Regions from separate parts of the Mus musculus genome. Here region 2 is linked to region 1. A link is a loop called in an ENCODE intact Hi-C map of the cell type or tissue named here. Cell type or tissue: gastrocnemius. All regions are shown on one strand.

Region 1 (8,000 bases):
TTGCCAAACGTTTCTGTCCAGCTGTCCTAACTGGCATATTCAAGGGCATCTGCTTATACTCAGGGCCTGGCATATGAGAGGGCTGGGGCTCAAGAAGGATTCCCTACCATTTAACATGGAGAGTAGGAGGAGAGAAAAAAAGACTAAGAAAACCATAGGGAAATGTGTGTTTACCTTCAAACACAAATAGATGAAAAGCTGTGACCTTTCTCATTGCAGTAGGGTCTGGGTTCACTCTTGGGTCTACTGGGTTACATATAGTATAACAGAAAACACATTCCATTTAAGAGCAAAGAACAAAACAAAACTAAACAAAACAAAATCTGGAGTCTTGTGCAACCTGAAGCTTACTACATATACCAATTTCTAAGAGTCTCTCCATCACTCAGTTTCCTCACTCATAGAACAGCAAAGGTGAAATCCCCCTCACCCACAGATAGCCAGAAATCACAGGAAGGCACTTTGAAAATTATTGCAGAAAATGCCAAGGAATCATTCCATTTATTATACAATGCTTATTTCCAACCACAAACCTCTTTCCCACAGTCCAAGGTTATGTTTCCAGCCACCTTTTCTTCTTGCCTTCCCAAGTGTCTGGAAGGTGGTCTGAGCAATCCACCCAGCCTTTCCAACTGTGTCTGTCATGACCAGAGAATTCAACCTCTTGGTCCCAGGTGCAGAAGCCTCTTCCAGGGCGCTGACCTCGGGCTTTCTGTGACACTTCTAACCAATTATCTGTCTGGTCATCAAGCAAAGTTCATAAAAAGAGCAAATTAATATTCATGTTCCAAAACTTGCTCTCCTGGCTCTCTTTTCCCCTCAGAGATGATAGTGTCACAGGAGATGGTGGCATCACCTCTGACCCTGTCCATCACCTCTGACCCCATCCATCACCTCCCCCTTTCTTATTGCTCACTACTTATTTTATCTTTTTACAACTCAGTGTCCCACAATCCAGGCTTGAAGCTGGTTTAGTCTTGTCATCTGGAAGAACTTTCTTCTCCAGACTGGTGGTTGCTGTTCTCGTCTGTGAAGTGAGAATATGTGATTTTTCAGACTCTCCACCCCCTGAAAATTAACTAATACTTTGTTTACCAACTGCCCTGTACATATTAATTTAGTTCTGATTTTCAGCTAAGCTGAATGCCTCACTGAGGTCCAATAACGGACCCATATGCCACCTCCTCTTGGCATCCAGGGATGATGCTTATCGCATCTGAAATGTAAATGATTCTTCTTGAGCATTGTTTCACAGCTCACAAGGCATTTGGCATCACTCCACATTCTACCTTGGTAAATGTCATCTCTTCTTCTGGATTCCCATGTTTACATTTCTTTCATAACCTATTTATATAACAAATAGTTTTCAAATGACTGCAGGAAATGACCAACCAATAAGGGAAATGTGGGTCTGGGTTAGGCCAATGGTTTAGGTTTGAAATAATGAAATCATTGAAACAAAGAATAAGACACCAAACACACTTCATATTTTATGTGCTGATTTTTTAATGAACGTTTTATAATCTTATAAAATAACTGGATGTAGCTGTTTTACATTACAATACAGTAGATCAGCCCCTTTCACTGTGTTTGCCATCAAACTGTCCCCTTGGGTGCTAACTGACACACTCAATGGTGATCACACAGAATAGATGATGTGTCAAAGACTAAGGCCTTAAATGTTGGAAAGGAAAGAAAAGAACCAAGAAGACTCTACTCGCTGCCTTATTTGCCCAGATCTGCTCTTTGCCCCTGCTGATCTCTTTTCTGTATCTGTGATTGAAGGCTGCCATGCTACTATTGAAGCCAGCCACCTTTGGGCCATGTTGATCTCAAAACTGTGGTTACCAGGAACTAGAAATAGACAGGTAACTTTGTAATAAAGAAACAGGCAGAGGAGCCTCTGTGGAGGGCCCTGGATGACATTATGGATGTCTAAGGAGAACTGAATACAACCACCTGGGGGCAAACATGACTTGTTCCTAGGATCTCTGATCATTTTCTTTATTAGGGACTTAAGTTTCTTCAAATACTGGAGCCAAGGGACAAAGTCTAGATAAGACTCCCGTCTCTGTCTCTGGCTGATGATGGCTAAATGGCCTTCAGCCTGGGGAGCTTTACACACACCCCAGAAACTGTCCTCTTGCCTTCCCAGGGCAGGGTGAATGTTGCCAAAAAGAACAAAGTATCTTAAAGTGAAGCATGGGGTCTCTGTTAGTCTTAGTGGACTTAATGAGGAGACTGAGCATGGACAGATACTGGTGGGTAGTCTGTGCCCATGAGTGCTCTTGGGAATGGCAGTCTCTGTGCACTAAGTTGTGCCCAAGGTAACTATTGCTCTGTCTCTGTCAGGATTTTCCTAAGGCAAAAGTTGACACACATCCAGGAATTTGAATGTTCTCTAAGGAAACAGTGTGTGTGTGTGTGTGTGTGTGTGTGTGTGTGTGTGTTTAGTAGAGAATTTAAATTTTTCTATTGGTCTTTTCATACTCACCTTAATGAGATACAGAAATAGGAATTGAAATATGTAGTAGAGAACCTAAACTTTTCTATTTTTCTTTCCATATTAAACTTATGAGATTCAGAATATGAATGGTATTTCCTGACAAAGGGTAATAAGTGTGACCTAGATAGTAAACAGTATTTAAGCACTGTTTACCTTATTGCTAGGAGTAGAAGACTAACACTGCCTTTCCCCTTCTCAATGGCTTTGTTGTCCATGATCCACATATTCATAGGTAACTGTATGTATATTGCCATATCCAGTCACTGCAGAATATTGCTCTTCATATAGAGCAGGGATAATTGTGCTTATGATGATAAAAAAAAGTTTCCTTTCTCATTCTATAGATTAGTTGCTTCAGTCTTGATGACAAAAGAGTAGAAGGAAGAGGAGGAGAGGTTTTGGAGATACCAAAAGTGACTCCAAGTTTTGCTTGGTCTTAGTTTCCACTGGAGGAAAAAACTAGGGTCTCTGTAAGAGAACAAGACCGTCATTAAAGGAAAGAAACTATGTCCTGACTCTCTTTCTAGGTGTGATCTAGAAACTGCTATAAGAAAACATACCAAGGACAGAGCCTATAGAAAAGTATGAGAATAGTCTGGATAAACAGAGAAGTGTTAATGTGACTGTTTTGTGCATAGTCCATACAGCTATTGAACAAGAAATGGTAAAGAGAGCATGGACCCTAAATAGTTGAAATTCTTCTTTCTCCCCACAGAGTGTCACCCTCGCTCCACATGTTGCTTACTGGGCCACAAACTTCAGATTTTGCACTTGAATAAGATTTATCTCTTTGCTCGAAGGATCCCTGGCCTCTTTTGGAGACTTGGATCAGGGGCTTGTTCACTCATTCTATCCTTTTATCCTCAGACCTCATTTAATCTTGACCTCTCACCTCTCTGACCTTTCACCTCTCTGACAGCCTTTCGCTCTTCTAACTCCCCGTTCTTTCATCTCTTATCTCCTCCCCCACATTTCCAAATCTCCAAAGCATTTTCTTTTCTCAGAAAAATCAACAGTTAGTGATGTGGCTGTGAACAATTGGCCAGACCTTGAGACTTGCAACAAGGAGAGACAGCAACTGGCCAAGTATGAAGAGGGTGTAAGTTCCTGTAAGCCTGATGTTCACAGAATGAGCCCTCATACAAACTTTTTGGCTGGCTGGTTGGCTGGCTGGCTGGCTGGCTGGCTGGCTGGCTGGTTGGTTGGCTGGCTGGCAGCTATACTTGGACTAAGTACATGGAGAAGTGGAAAAGACCCTGGTCTTTACCAGCTCCAACTGAGAGTTCTGAGAAGCGTAGAAGAGTTTGTATGCTCCTTTTGGTAGATACTTAGAAACCATTGTCTATTTCTCCTGGACCTACTGCCAAATAGGTTCCCATGTAACTTTCCATGCCTCTTGCTCTTAGCATGCCAAGTCTATCTCCTTTCAGTAGGCCCAGCTCCCAGGTCATAAAATGATGATCAGCTGACAGGCTAGCATCCAGAATTCCATCGACTCTCTTCTCCCCATCCGACCTGCCAATCCCTATCTATGGGAAGAAGGCAAAGGAACCTTTCTTTCTGTCTTCGAAGCTTCAGTATCCCTCTGGACATGAACTTCACAGCAGCATTTGTGGAACAATGGATAATCTGTAGCTTAGTAAACAGCAAAAAATATAATATATAATATATTTATATAATTATGTTTAAATACTTATAAAGAAATAGCTAACCTCCTTATTTGAGAGAGACCACACAAAAGGAAGGCAAAGGGCCAGTCTGGAATAGATGAGCCCTGAAAGATGACAGTCCATCTGAAATGGGTATTGACGGAGTCCCTGGCAGCTTATCTTCTAATATTTTGATATGGGTTTACATGTTGGGTGGGGCTGAGCCACTGACAGCGTGCAGAGTGGGGAGGAGATTGAGAGAAGGATAGAGCAGAGTACAGATGGGGGGAGGGGTCTGTCAATTTCTCCTTCCATTTCTAACCAAGTGTCTTTTTACAGAAACAATTGCCTCTAATCCCTCCCTACTTGGACTACTTAATGCATTAATTGGCACCTACAAACATTTCTTGCATTTCTTAAAGGCTCTCTTTTAGGCTCTCCTTCCACCATGGAACCTATCTTGTTCATTCACCCTTTGCATCCTGCTACGGGAGCTTCTCTTTTAGTCTGCCCCCAGGGCAGAGGAGATGGGCTCTGCTCCTAGAGTTACTGGTTTTCTTCTGCCTTGGGGTCTCGACAGGTGCATTCATCCAAGTCACAATCAGCAGCAAATGGAATGACCTAGGGGAGTGAACAGGAAGTTGAAAGCATCCGTTTTCGGGCCAAGCTTCACAATTTTCAACTGGCTTTAATTTTCCTCACTTGGTACTACAAGAAGTATGAAAGTGGGGGTTTGCATCAGAGGCCTAGAATTAACACTGGTTCCTTTTATGATATACCACTTCATTATAGGCAAGGTAATCCTTCATTTCTTCCTTTCTTCATCTATAAGGTAAGAAGACATCAGTACCACCCTCCAGACAACATCTGTGTGGTTGGACCAAATGAATGGTATCACACATTTATACCTTGTTTTACACCTAGAACTACTGTTGGAATTACTCCTAATAGGCTGATAATGTCTAGTTAATTTTTTTTTTGTAATCCTCATAGAGCTACGGCTGCTATACATTAGCGAAGAATCCCTAAATGTTCATCTTTCTGACTTCTCCATGCTCTGGGAGCGGTGGGATCATCTGTGACATCTTCATATGCATGACCTTTTGTCTTTCTTGAGTCTAGGATATGCTTTGAGGTTTTGAGACAGTGCATCTCCCTTCCCATTGTGTGTAGCTGTTATCTCACGTCTATGTAATTATCCCATCGCAGAGATAGTGCAGAAAAAGTTGCTTCTGTCCTATTTGTACTGTTAGCAGCAAATAAGCAATTCCCTTTGAGTGTCTACAATTAAAATATAAGACAATGTTGAGACATGAGAATGGTAAATATTCTACCTTTCAGGTACTATGACTAAATGAAATGAACATAAATGTCACAGATTATTGAAGATACACTGAAGGGATGGGTTTAGTGGTTGTCCATGAGATTGTTAGCACATGTGAAGTAAAACATGATATAAAGTCAGTAGAGAGGTAAAATAATGTGCCTTTCGAACCTCAGATTTTCTGTCTGCTGTCCAGCGACACTAAAATTCATAGACAAACCCCAGGTTTGCAGAGATAAAATTGGGAGAGTTAAGTGACTCCTCCTAGGTGGCCATGTCTTCCTGTATATACATGAGCTTCTTGAGTCACTTTCTCCACAAGTAAGAATAGAAAGTAATGGACCTGTTTTCTGTCTTAAGGTCAAAGTTCATGTTTTGTTTCTCTTAGTTCAAGATCGATTGATTTTCAGAGAAACAGAGGCCCAAAATGGTTGATGATTTGACAAATGGTTAATTACTCTGTGTTAAGTCACTTTGTTCATATACAAAGCTGAGCATGGGTCCTGGCACACAGTAAGTGATTGGAAAAGAAAAACTGTATGTGGTACTCCAGTCAGTTGATCATGGCTTTATTGTGGAGCTACATATAGAGAAGGAAATAATATCTGTATATCTTATATCCATTGAATTAGCCAATTAGCTTCAAATATCCTCAGAGCACTTGGATTTTTACTCATAACATTGAAAATTTTCAGCTCACTCAATTTTACAGACATAGGGAGCCTATCTATTGATCTAACAGAACCAAGAATAACAGGGACAAGGAAAATATCATACAAAGGACTATTACTGACCTGGTTCAGAGAGTGGTCCAGGTAGCGATCTGACACATTCCTATGATGTATTTATAACAGATCATATAGGACTATTGGGGCTTTTGATTTAATTACAATGATGAGGAATACCTGGGAAGCTTTTTGTTGGTAAACTAGGTCTCTCAAGAGAAGAAAGTCATTGTTTTGTCTGATCAATAATAAGTAGGCATCAGACTGAAAGCAAGAAAAATCATTGCTGGTACAATGAGCAACTAGATTGGCAGTTTAGTAAGCCATACTCACCACCTAATCTCCTAATCACTTAATCTCCCAATGACTTCAGATTCTCCAGTGTTAATCCTTGTATTTCCCTCTTAATGACTGGGCAAGAGCCAGTTATGATGCACTGTGAAGGAGAGCTAGCAAAAGCCCCACTGGTTCCAGAGCCTTGGCCTCTCCACCCATCCCTGTTACTCCACTTACCTTCTTGGAAGAGAGTGTGGAAGAGCAGCAGTCTCCCCCGTCATAGTTGCAGTAGGCCCGGTTATTAATAGTGTCACACCAACCATCTGCTTGGAAAGGCTGTAAAGAGACAAAGTCAGTGTCCTGTGGAACTTGCCCCCTTCCCACTTCCCAAAATCACCTCTGACTCCAACCAAATAAACCAAATACTCAAGAGATTGTGAATGAGCACCCAAAAGGCAAACTACATTCTCAAAACATTGAAAAGCCTTAGGAAAGAAACCTTTGAGTCCAAGGTACTGTCTAATTTCACATCAATCAGCTGTTTCTGGTCTAGTGTGAGGACTGCCTGTATCATTAAATGCTCTGACCAGTTACTTTAGCTTTCTTGTAATAACAAATCTTTATAGTATGTATGTTATACTTCTACATTTTAATTCTGCTAATTTTCAAAAAAAAAAAACAGTCAGTGTTTGTGACAATGTTGGTTTTATCAGTGAGAATAAAAAAGTAATGTATATACATGATAATCTCTCAAATCACATAGCCAGACTTAGGAAGAGTTAGGCATCATTTATCACATATCTTGTATGTAAGGCTACTTCTCTTCATTTTTATGCCTGTCTCTTGGTTTTGCTGAAGCCTGGCGCTTAGAGTCTCTAGAAGTCCTCAGCTTGGTTTGATGATATATATGTTCTCTGTCAAAGGTCAAAGTGATCCCATGTTAAGGACATCAGGACTGGCACAGAATGTACCTCATGTTAAGCTAGCTAGACACAGCAGCTAGACACAGTATTTGAGCAGAGAGGGCTGATTTATTTCCCTACATTCCTGTTACCACCATCAGTTAACAGGAACCAAAATGGGAAAGGGGGCCAGACTAAGCCAGAGTTAATGGAATGTTTTACCCCCAAAGAGAAAGTGTGATAAGAACAGCAACAAGCAGTTAAAAACAAAACAAAACAAAACAGTTCAGCAGACCAATATATTGCTTCTCCAGAGAGCTGCCTCTTGAAGAAAATAGACAATAGAGCATCCAGGAGGCTCTATCAGCATCCAGGAGGCTCTATCAGTCAGCCTACCCTCACCGTTTCCCTGGCTTACCCTCTGCAGCTCATGGCCAAATGTAAACCGTTAGGAAACAATTCATGGACAAGTTCTTTGGATCACAGAAATTTGGTGTCCTGAGACCACCTTCGAGGTATAAGTGGAGACTACTTCTCCCCTACCCTCCTTAAATGTCAAATACACAGATCATCCCATAGTCCATCATGCTTTGATGAAATAGATCACTCAATTATGTA
Region 2 (8,000 bases), 240 kb after region 1:
GCATGAGGGAGAAGGCAGGGGTGAGAAAGAATGAAGTGTTGCTGGTTACAGGCAAATAGTTGCATTTGCCAGAGCTGATTCCTACTTTTCACAGCTCTGACTCTGTTACTCCTAGCAACCTGTGCTCCATGCTAGGACCGACATCCAAAGTTCTCTGGAGTTTTCATCTCATCCTTGAGGCCTGGGAGAGATCATGCCTCACAGAGGACTGAGGCTACTCCAATGCCACCTGAATCCAGAAGGCTCGATTGCCGTGATGCCTGTCTGAGACCAAACAGAGCCTACGAGAGCTCTTTCCCTCAACAAGGTTAGGCAATAGCACGCATCAGGTACTAAGGCAGAAGTGCAGTGAATGGGATGATCACCCTACCGTAGTTCTCAGAGGAAATCCATCTGCCTCCAACCCACACTAGGCTACTAGATGATTTCAGAGTCTCAGGTAGAAAGCTGTGAGTCAGATGCTGAGCCTTGACCAGACCAGGTTCAAGTGCCCAGCTAGCACAAAACCCTGAAAACATCATTGTACTCTAAGGGAGCCACATGAACTACATCTTCCTGCTTTCTCTCTTTTGTGATGCTTCAGAATCTAATGTCCCGCTAAAGTGGCTTAGCGTTCCCCAGAAACCTGTTGCTTAGAGCTTATCTGGTAGAGCACTATAGATAAGCATGGATTTTTGTGGATCATGTGGAATGAAGAAACAAGGCCAGAAGAATGGTAGAGGAAGCATGGCCTTCAGGATGAACACTCGACACCGAAGCTCTGCAAACAATTACCGAGGAGCAAAGCCCAGCATGACACTTGCTTTGATAAAGTTTTATTGGAACACAGCCTACCAATGTGGTCGTGCATCAACTGTGGCAATGTGCACATACTAACAGCAGAGTTTAGGAGTTGCATCATGAGCTCTATATGGCCTACAAAGCCTGAACTACTTAGCATCTGTTCTTTTGCAGAAAAAAAAAAATCTGTCACACACTGTCCTATGCTTATAAATCTGGAGTCCTGTAAGTGTGCGATGGTGCACATGCAGCGGCAGCCATGGCAGCAGCAGCAGCAGCAGCAGCAGCAGCAGCAGCAGCAGCAGCAGCAGCAGCAGCAGCATCTAAGCTGAGCAGCTTGTTACACATGCCGTCCCACGTGTCTCCAGAAAAACGGAATACAAATCCTCATTTGGGTAACAGAGTGGTATAAGAGCAGATGCCCAGAGTAGGGTTAAATAGGAAAGATTTTATTCAATGAAAGAAACTCTGAGCAAAAATATGGAAAGAGTTAGGAAAGGGCTGGGAGAGCTATCACCCCATGATATTAACCTGACCCTGGGAGAAAGAGAAAAGAAAGAAGCAGTCAAAGCATAGTCTGGAAGACTTTTGATGATACCTGAGCCAGAACCGGCCATGTTAGGTCTCCCTTTATCCTGGCCACTTCAGGGAGAGGTGATCTCCATCCAAACATAGTCTTTGACAGTGGTGTCCATAGCCAATGAACGCCCTGTGTTAAATCCCTGCAAAACACACTCTCTTCGAATCTGCTGCTGGGTGTGCCCCAGATGACCTCTGTGCACACTGGAGCATGAGAAGCACCTCTCTAGAGCAGCTCGTGGCGCACTTTGCCATTCAGCGATGAAGGGCCAGACCCATACAGATTTTAGGCTTCTCGGGCTATACAGTCTCTGTCACAACCACTAAACTCTCTCATTCACCATGGAAGCAGCCACAGAGAGCACATAATCAAATGAGTGTGGTGTGCCAGATCAAACTTCATTTACAGAAGCAGCTCTGGGGGTGATGCGGCTCACAGGCCATAATAGGCGAGCCCTTGCTCTAGAGTTGTGTGAGTAAATAATTCAAACTTTGGCTCTCATGAGACACGTAAGAGAAAGGGTGCTCCTAGGGAAGGCAGGTGGGCAACCTTGTGAGCAACAGTTTCCCTCGGATGCTCTTCAGGCACACAGTAGGCAGCAACAGCATAGTTTCAAAGCCATTGCCCTGGATCCTCACAAAAAGTCCCCCTCACCCCAGTGGGAATACAGCAGTCTAAATTTTTAGTTTATTCTACAAACATAATTTGTAGAATTATGAGATTCTAACATTATAGGAGGAGTTATTTGGTGTGTGTGGGGGGGGGATGACAAATATGGGTTGGAGCTTCATAGGACTTCTAGGGGGTGTTGACTTGATAGAAATAAGAGCCATGCCTAACTAATAAGGCAAGAAGCAATGTGCAATCCAAAAAAAGCACACAAGAAGGTCTATAGAAAGTCTATAGAAGACAAGAGAGAGAGAGAGAGAGAGAGAGAGAGAGAGAGAACCAATAGGGAGGCTCTAAGGAAGAGGGAACAATAGTGAGCTATGGAAACGTGACCATGATAGATCAAACTTACCTCTCAGACCAGCTAACATTCACATCGCTTCTGTGTTGAGCCACCAAGCCTCAAAGTGAAAACTCCAATGCAAAGAAGCTAAATTACAAGCATAAGGTATGTGTTTCCTTCACACAAACAATCCATGCATCTCCCTCTCGCCTGAAACAGCAGGGCCACCCCCAGGAGACAACCATGGGCCCTCATACCAACAGCTCTGCGCCAGCTGGGTCACTATAGCATCACTGAATATTTGAGTCCTGATCCAGGAGGGGGATGTGGAGAGGAACAGGGTGATTCCTCAGGGTCTGATAAGGACAAACACTCTGATTTGACCATCACTGGGTATAGGGAAGCAGCCAAAGAGCAGGACAGGGAGCCCCGCCTCTAGGGAACGATACTGATGCAGCTCTTTGCCTGGCTAGGTCTGTGAGATCAAGGCGGCCACACCGAGGTCTCTTTACATCTATGCCATTGTGTGTTCTGCACAACTCTGTGTTCCCTGTGGTCAGAGCTCTTCACCCTGAAGCCTCATTCCATAGATGTCACTCACACAGAAAAGCTAGCAATAGACTCTGAACAATGCCCTGATGGCAGCAGACTTGGGCTATCAGGAAAATCTAGGTAACAGTGTACATTTTTCTATTAAGTAAGCACAAATTTCAAGAGATATTCAACAGGGCTTACAGCTTAGAAAAATAACATAGAAGTTTTAGCGCCATTGCCCAACTGATTTGGAATAGTGCCGCTCAAATAAAAAGAACAGATGAAACGGTTTAATGCACTAAATGGACCCTTTGGGCTTTTTTGACTACAGTTTTTATCTTGAGACCATATTGTGAAATATAAATAGCTACTTATAGCCATTCCCATTTTATAAATCATCAGAGTAAAGTCCTAAGAATTTGAAGTTAATATCTCTGCTAAGGAAAAGTTAGATTTAAATTAGAAATTAATTTAGTTTGAATATCTCCTGATAAATACCTTTCATGTCACTGGTAAGTAAATAAGACTCAAGGGCCAATTTTGTGATGGGCACTTTAGGTACACTACTCTATAGGACCTCTCCTTATTTGTCTTTTGTTTGGGATTTTTTTTCCTACTTTATTTCAAATAGAATCATATACATTCATATGTAATGTAATCATATGTGTGTGTGTGAGTGTGTGTGTATGTGTGTATATATATGTGTATATATATACACATATATATATTTTCCATTTAATTTTTGGTTTGATATAAACATAACTCAGAAAAAAGAAAGCTGACTAGATTGCCAGAGACAGTTGTCTCAGTACGTGTGAGAGAAAGATTTGAGTTCATGTCTGTCTGTCCTGGTCCCCTCCCCCAGACTCTACACTGGGACATGTAAAGCTTGAACACTCAGAGGACCGACTCAAACTCACCTTCATGTCAAGGACAGTTTCTCAGACATCTTTGTGTTCCCCTCAATGACTTGCCACACTTTGCATGGCAAGGCACTCAATAAATATTTGTTGGATGAAGAATTCTGGGCTTGGGTTCCAGCTTACCGTGGATTTAAGGACTCAGTGTCCTGCAGAGCAGGTGGTTACTCAGCTGGGCGACTTCAGGGAACATTTGAAATCAATTACGGGTGCAGAGGAACCTGTTAAAATGTCCTCTTTTGTATATGCCGGGGTTGACGGGGAGGAACGGAAGTTGAAGTGGTAGAAAAGGCTCAAATGCTTTCAGGGTTATGCACTGGACCTTAAAGTGTCCACACCAGAACAGGACAGAAGTTGGCTTATTGAAACACTAAATTCTAATGACCCAACCTAATGGGATCCTGACCTCAAGCTACTCCTAGCTTGCCACATAGCCTCAAAGTGTCAGACCTTTGACTGGCTACCTTTGTGAAGAACCCCACCAGGGAGCATTCCTCTCTGTTGCCACCAGTCTGCTCCAACTCTGGGGAAACAGGCAACTTAAAGTGTGTTCTACCTTTCAGAAAGCCCAGAGGATGACCAGAAGAGTCCCCCCAACCACCCCACCACCACCACCACACACACACACCTGAAGCTTGTGTACCCTGCATTGCCCTCAATCCTCAATAAAAAAGCATTCTTGCAACTCATTCTGGAGTCTGACTTGTTTCAGAAGAATTCGGGAACTTAGAGTGCAGGGAGAGGGTAATTCTAGCTGATTTTGTTTTCTTCAATGCTTGCTAGAGCTACAAGTTAGTCACAACTCAAAAAAAAAAAAAAAAAAAAAAAAAAAAAAAAAAAAAAAAAAAGCAAGCAGCTTTAGCTATCCAGACAGGCCTTTCAAAAAAGGAAAAAGACATATGAAGTGGACCCTGAGGGATGCCTACCAACACATTTTGGGAGAAGGTGATTAAATTACAGCCCAGAGGCTGGGACAGGACAGCCCTCAAGGAAACTAGAGACATTCCCAACTTTGTGGCGTCCCTTGTCTCATGTGCATGGGACAACACTGCCACCTAGTGTCCAGTGTTAAAACTATTCCCTAAGGTCCCATAGCTGTGGGTAGGGGCTTCTGCTAGGACTGGTATTGACTAAATTGTTTGAGGTCTCTGCTGAGGAAAAACTACCCCAAGCATGGCAGGTAGAGGACTTGGAAGCTGATTCGAGTTAAGTAGGCGGAACCTGAGGTTTGAAATCTATTGGCAGAGTGAGATCCAAGTCTTGGCCCACCCTCAGAGGGGCAACAGAAGTGCAGCTACAGGTTTGTGTGTTACTCCCAGCAACTTGACTCCACCTTGTTACTCTGTGTAACTCAAGTCCCACCATACTAGGAACTGATGTACACCATCTTGAGAGGCCGTGCCAGCAGAAGAAAGGAAGATGGATTGTTGAGCACTGTAAAGTTGTGCAAAGAGAGTCAAGTCACTCGAAGTAGAGGCTCTTATTACTGGCGGCTTGATTTTGGTAACCTCATGATCCTTAGCCAGGCTCTTCACCAGGGAAATACCAGCAGCAGAGACAATGGGTAGACATGGATGCTCAATCCTAAACAGTCCACTTGCTGAGCCCAACAAATTGAGGCCCTGCCCCCTGTGGGCTTTTAACCTCCCTTGATAATTTGGGCTGAGTGCAAGTCTGAAGAAAGATAGAGGATAGAACAGGGGGTGTGAAGAGGCTTGGTCGTCATCTGCTTTCCACCTCTTAGAAGCAGACCTAAAAGGGAAGTCCCAGAACACTGCAGGAGCCACTTGCATTTGAGGGAAAGAAACCTTAGAAGGTAAATTGCTAAAAATGATTTCCTGCCCAATTTTACATGCTCCGAGAGGAGAGGAGGGTTCTGATGGGCACTGGAAGATCTGAATGTGTGCTGTGGCAGTATGGAGACAGTGGCTGGTGACAGGCAAGGCAGGGAGGTATGTAGCTCTGAGGATGAGGTTGCCAGAGGTGAAGCAAAGAATAGGAGACTGCAATGGGGAGGTGAGACAGAGGACTGGAGAGGTAAATGACCGAGGTCAGGTGCTATGTTCCTGTATTCCAGGATTGGACTTTAATAACCCCAAGCAATAATCTCCCACATACATTCCTGTTGGATTGTCCTCTTAGGCTGCCTAGCCAGGAAACGGTTCCCAGGTCTCTATGTTGCTACTGCAGGAGGAAGCATAGGCAGATCTGTGTGGGTCTCAAGCGAGACTGAGAGCTCGCAGGCTCCCTAGCAGATGGGCACTAGGAAGCCAGACTAGGCAGCACGGAGATGTCATCTGGGGGAAACTGTGAAGCTGCCAACTCCGATCAGATAATCATCTCATTATTTCTTCCATTTTGGCCCCAGAATAAGGGTTTCCTTCTCCTCTTTCTCTGCCCCCATCTAGCTTACAGCCTGGCCCCTTCTCTCACGCCCTCTCCCACCCAAAACTAAAATAAAGCAAAGCCACATGACTGGAGAGTGCTCAGTGTCTGGGAATCCCAGATTCCAAACGAGAAATCACAGCCAAAGAGGGGGAGACACAGTGTCCACAAGGATGTTCCAGCGACACCCCACTGGAAGAGGCTCCTTCCCTCCAGATTTCTTTGCCTAGTCTGCAACTTATTTGGAGGCACTCAGAAACCTGAATGGATTTTGTTGTCGTTTTGGTTTGTGTTGGGTTTGGGGGGAGGGGTGATTGGTTGGTTGGCTGGTTGGTTGGTTAGTTGGTTGGTTGGTTTGGTTTTTGTTTGTTTGTTGAGGAGATATCAAATGATTCACGAACACCTACTTTGTTCTCCCCACCCCCAAGCCAGTCTCTGACATGTCGCTCATTGCCTCAGTTTCTCCAACAATGTAATGGAACTGACAAACAGGAAAGGGTGTGTGGATAATCCAGATTGGTACCATTATTTTTTCTGATTGTTTTTTAGTTAATGCGTAAAGTAACTTGGTCTCCTTGTGACATTCTTCTGTATATTTGTCCCCACTCCTTTTTTGGTGGGGTGTCTAAATGAATAAGGAGACCCCATGGGGTGAAATATCCTTTCCTCACCCTTGCCTGACATCAACCTCTCCAGATAGGAAAAGAAAAGCAAGGGCTCCAAACGTAGCTCTTCTTTTTGTCATTCTAGGTGTCTCTGTTAATCAAAATAAACACAGGTAACAAGCCCAAATAAATGCCTCTGATTAACCTTATAGAGTTCTCTGTGTTAAACATGCTCTCCTATTTAGGTCTTTCTAACAACAGCCAGAGCTAGAAGCCAGAATCCTGGTCTGCAAGTGTCCACCTTTTCCAGCAGATTTGTTGAGGTCAAGAAAAGGGGATCGAGGGTATAGAACGGGTGCTACCTGTCTTCCTAGTTTCCGGTGGCAGCCTGTTCCCTTGCTGTTTGGACCCAGTTGGGCATTATTCACTGCTACCATCCTTGGTCTGCCGTCTGCTTTTCAGAGGTGCCATGCTAGACTATGAGAAGCAGTGTGACCCCCCCCCCCTTGACAACGAGTGCAAGTCTGTTCCCTTTAAAAAGGGAAAAGATCTTAACGGAGGTCTCCTAAAGTACAAGCACAATGTATAGAACTCTGAGAAATCGCTATTGATAATGAAGCCTCGTGTAGGAGTCATTTTCCCTTTGATGGTGCCTACACTGCTTCTGCACTGATAAATAACCCCCACCCCTCCCCCCCACAGCCCCTCTGGCTAAGCCTTCTTGGCTTTCCTGCCTTTAGGCTGTTCCCCCTGTCTGTTCTCTATGTACCCACAACAAAAATGGAGCCGACCACACCCCTCGGGACCTGAGAAAACCCAGGAGTAGGATAGGACATTACCTGCAATGATGGCTGGGTTGCTCTGTCCTCCCTCTGGTCTCACCCAGGCTTCCACTGTGAACGCCTCCCGGGGAATCTCAGCCAGCACTTCTGGACGCAGCAACAGCCGCTCCCTCTTCCCAGTGAAATACAGTACAGGCAATCCTCCTTGGGAGTTAAAGGTCTCTACTCTCCGGAGAGAGGCCCCTCCACCATTTTGGATGGTGCCCTCCAATGGACTGTCACTATCTCCATGCTTAAGTGGCTCTTTAGGCCAAAGCTGGAAACCTTGAGGGGTATTCTGGGGGTCTCCAGTCATGTCTTCTGCCTGCCTCTTCTGCACTTGGCGAGGAAGCCTAGACTTGGACTGGCCCTTCCTCTGGGTCTCTGCTGTGGGTCCCTTCTGATATGCGAAGGTAGCAATGG

Evidence for each region. A loop is a pair of places that touch in the nucleus more often than their neighbours do. Peaks named below come from ENCODE experiments on the same cell type or tissue, not always from the same donor. Only the 100,000 strongest peaks of a DNase experiment are listed, where the experiment ranks them.
Region 2: a loop joins it to region 1, with 9 times the contacts of the local background. A loop is called at or near these places in 21 of 42 quality-filtered maps.

Annotation. Positions count from the first base shown.
Region 1 is chr1:158,710,245-158,718,244 of GRCm38, forward strand. Pappa2 (pappalysin 2) reads right to left here. Exons shown (of 23, transcript NM_001085376.3): 22 at 6,718-6,816; 23 at 1,489-4,776. The coding sequence ends at 4,702. Among named protein-coding and RNA genes, the nearest start is that of Gm37679, 160 kb to the left of the region's middle. In gastrocnemius, a CTCF peak has its summit at 3,224; DNase peaks (open chromatin) are centred at 3,262 and 3,693; H3K27ac peaks cover 958 bases.
Region 2 is chr1:158,948,922-158,956,921 of GRCm38, forward strand. Pappa2 (pappalysin 2) reads right to left here. Exons shown (of 23, transcript NM_001085376.3): 2 at 7,596-8,000. Among named protein-coding and RNA genes, the nearest start is that of Pappa2, 5.3 kb to the right of the region's middle. In gastrocnemius, a CTCF peak has its summit at 4,825 (motif pointing left); DNase peaks (open chromatin) are centred at 4,824 and 6,053.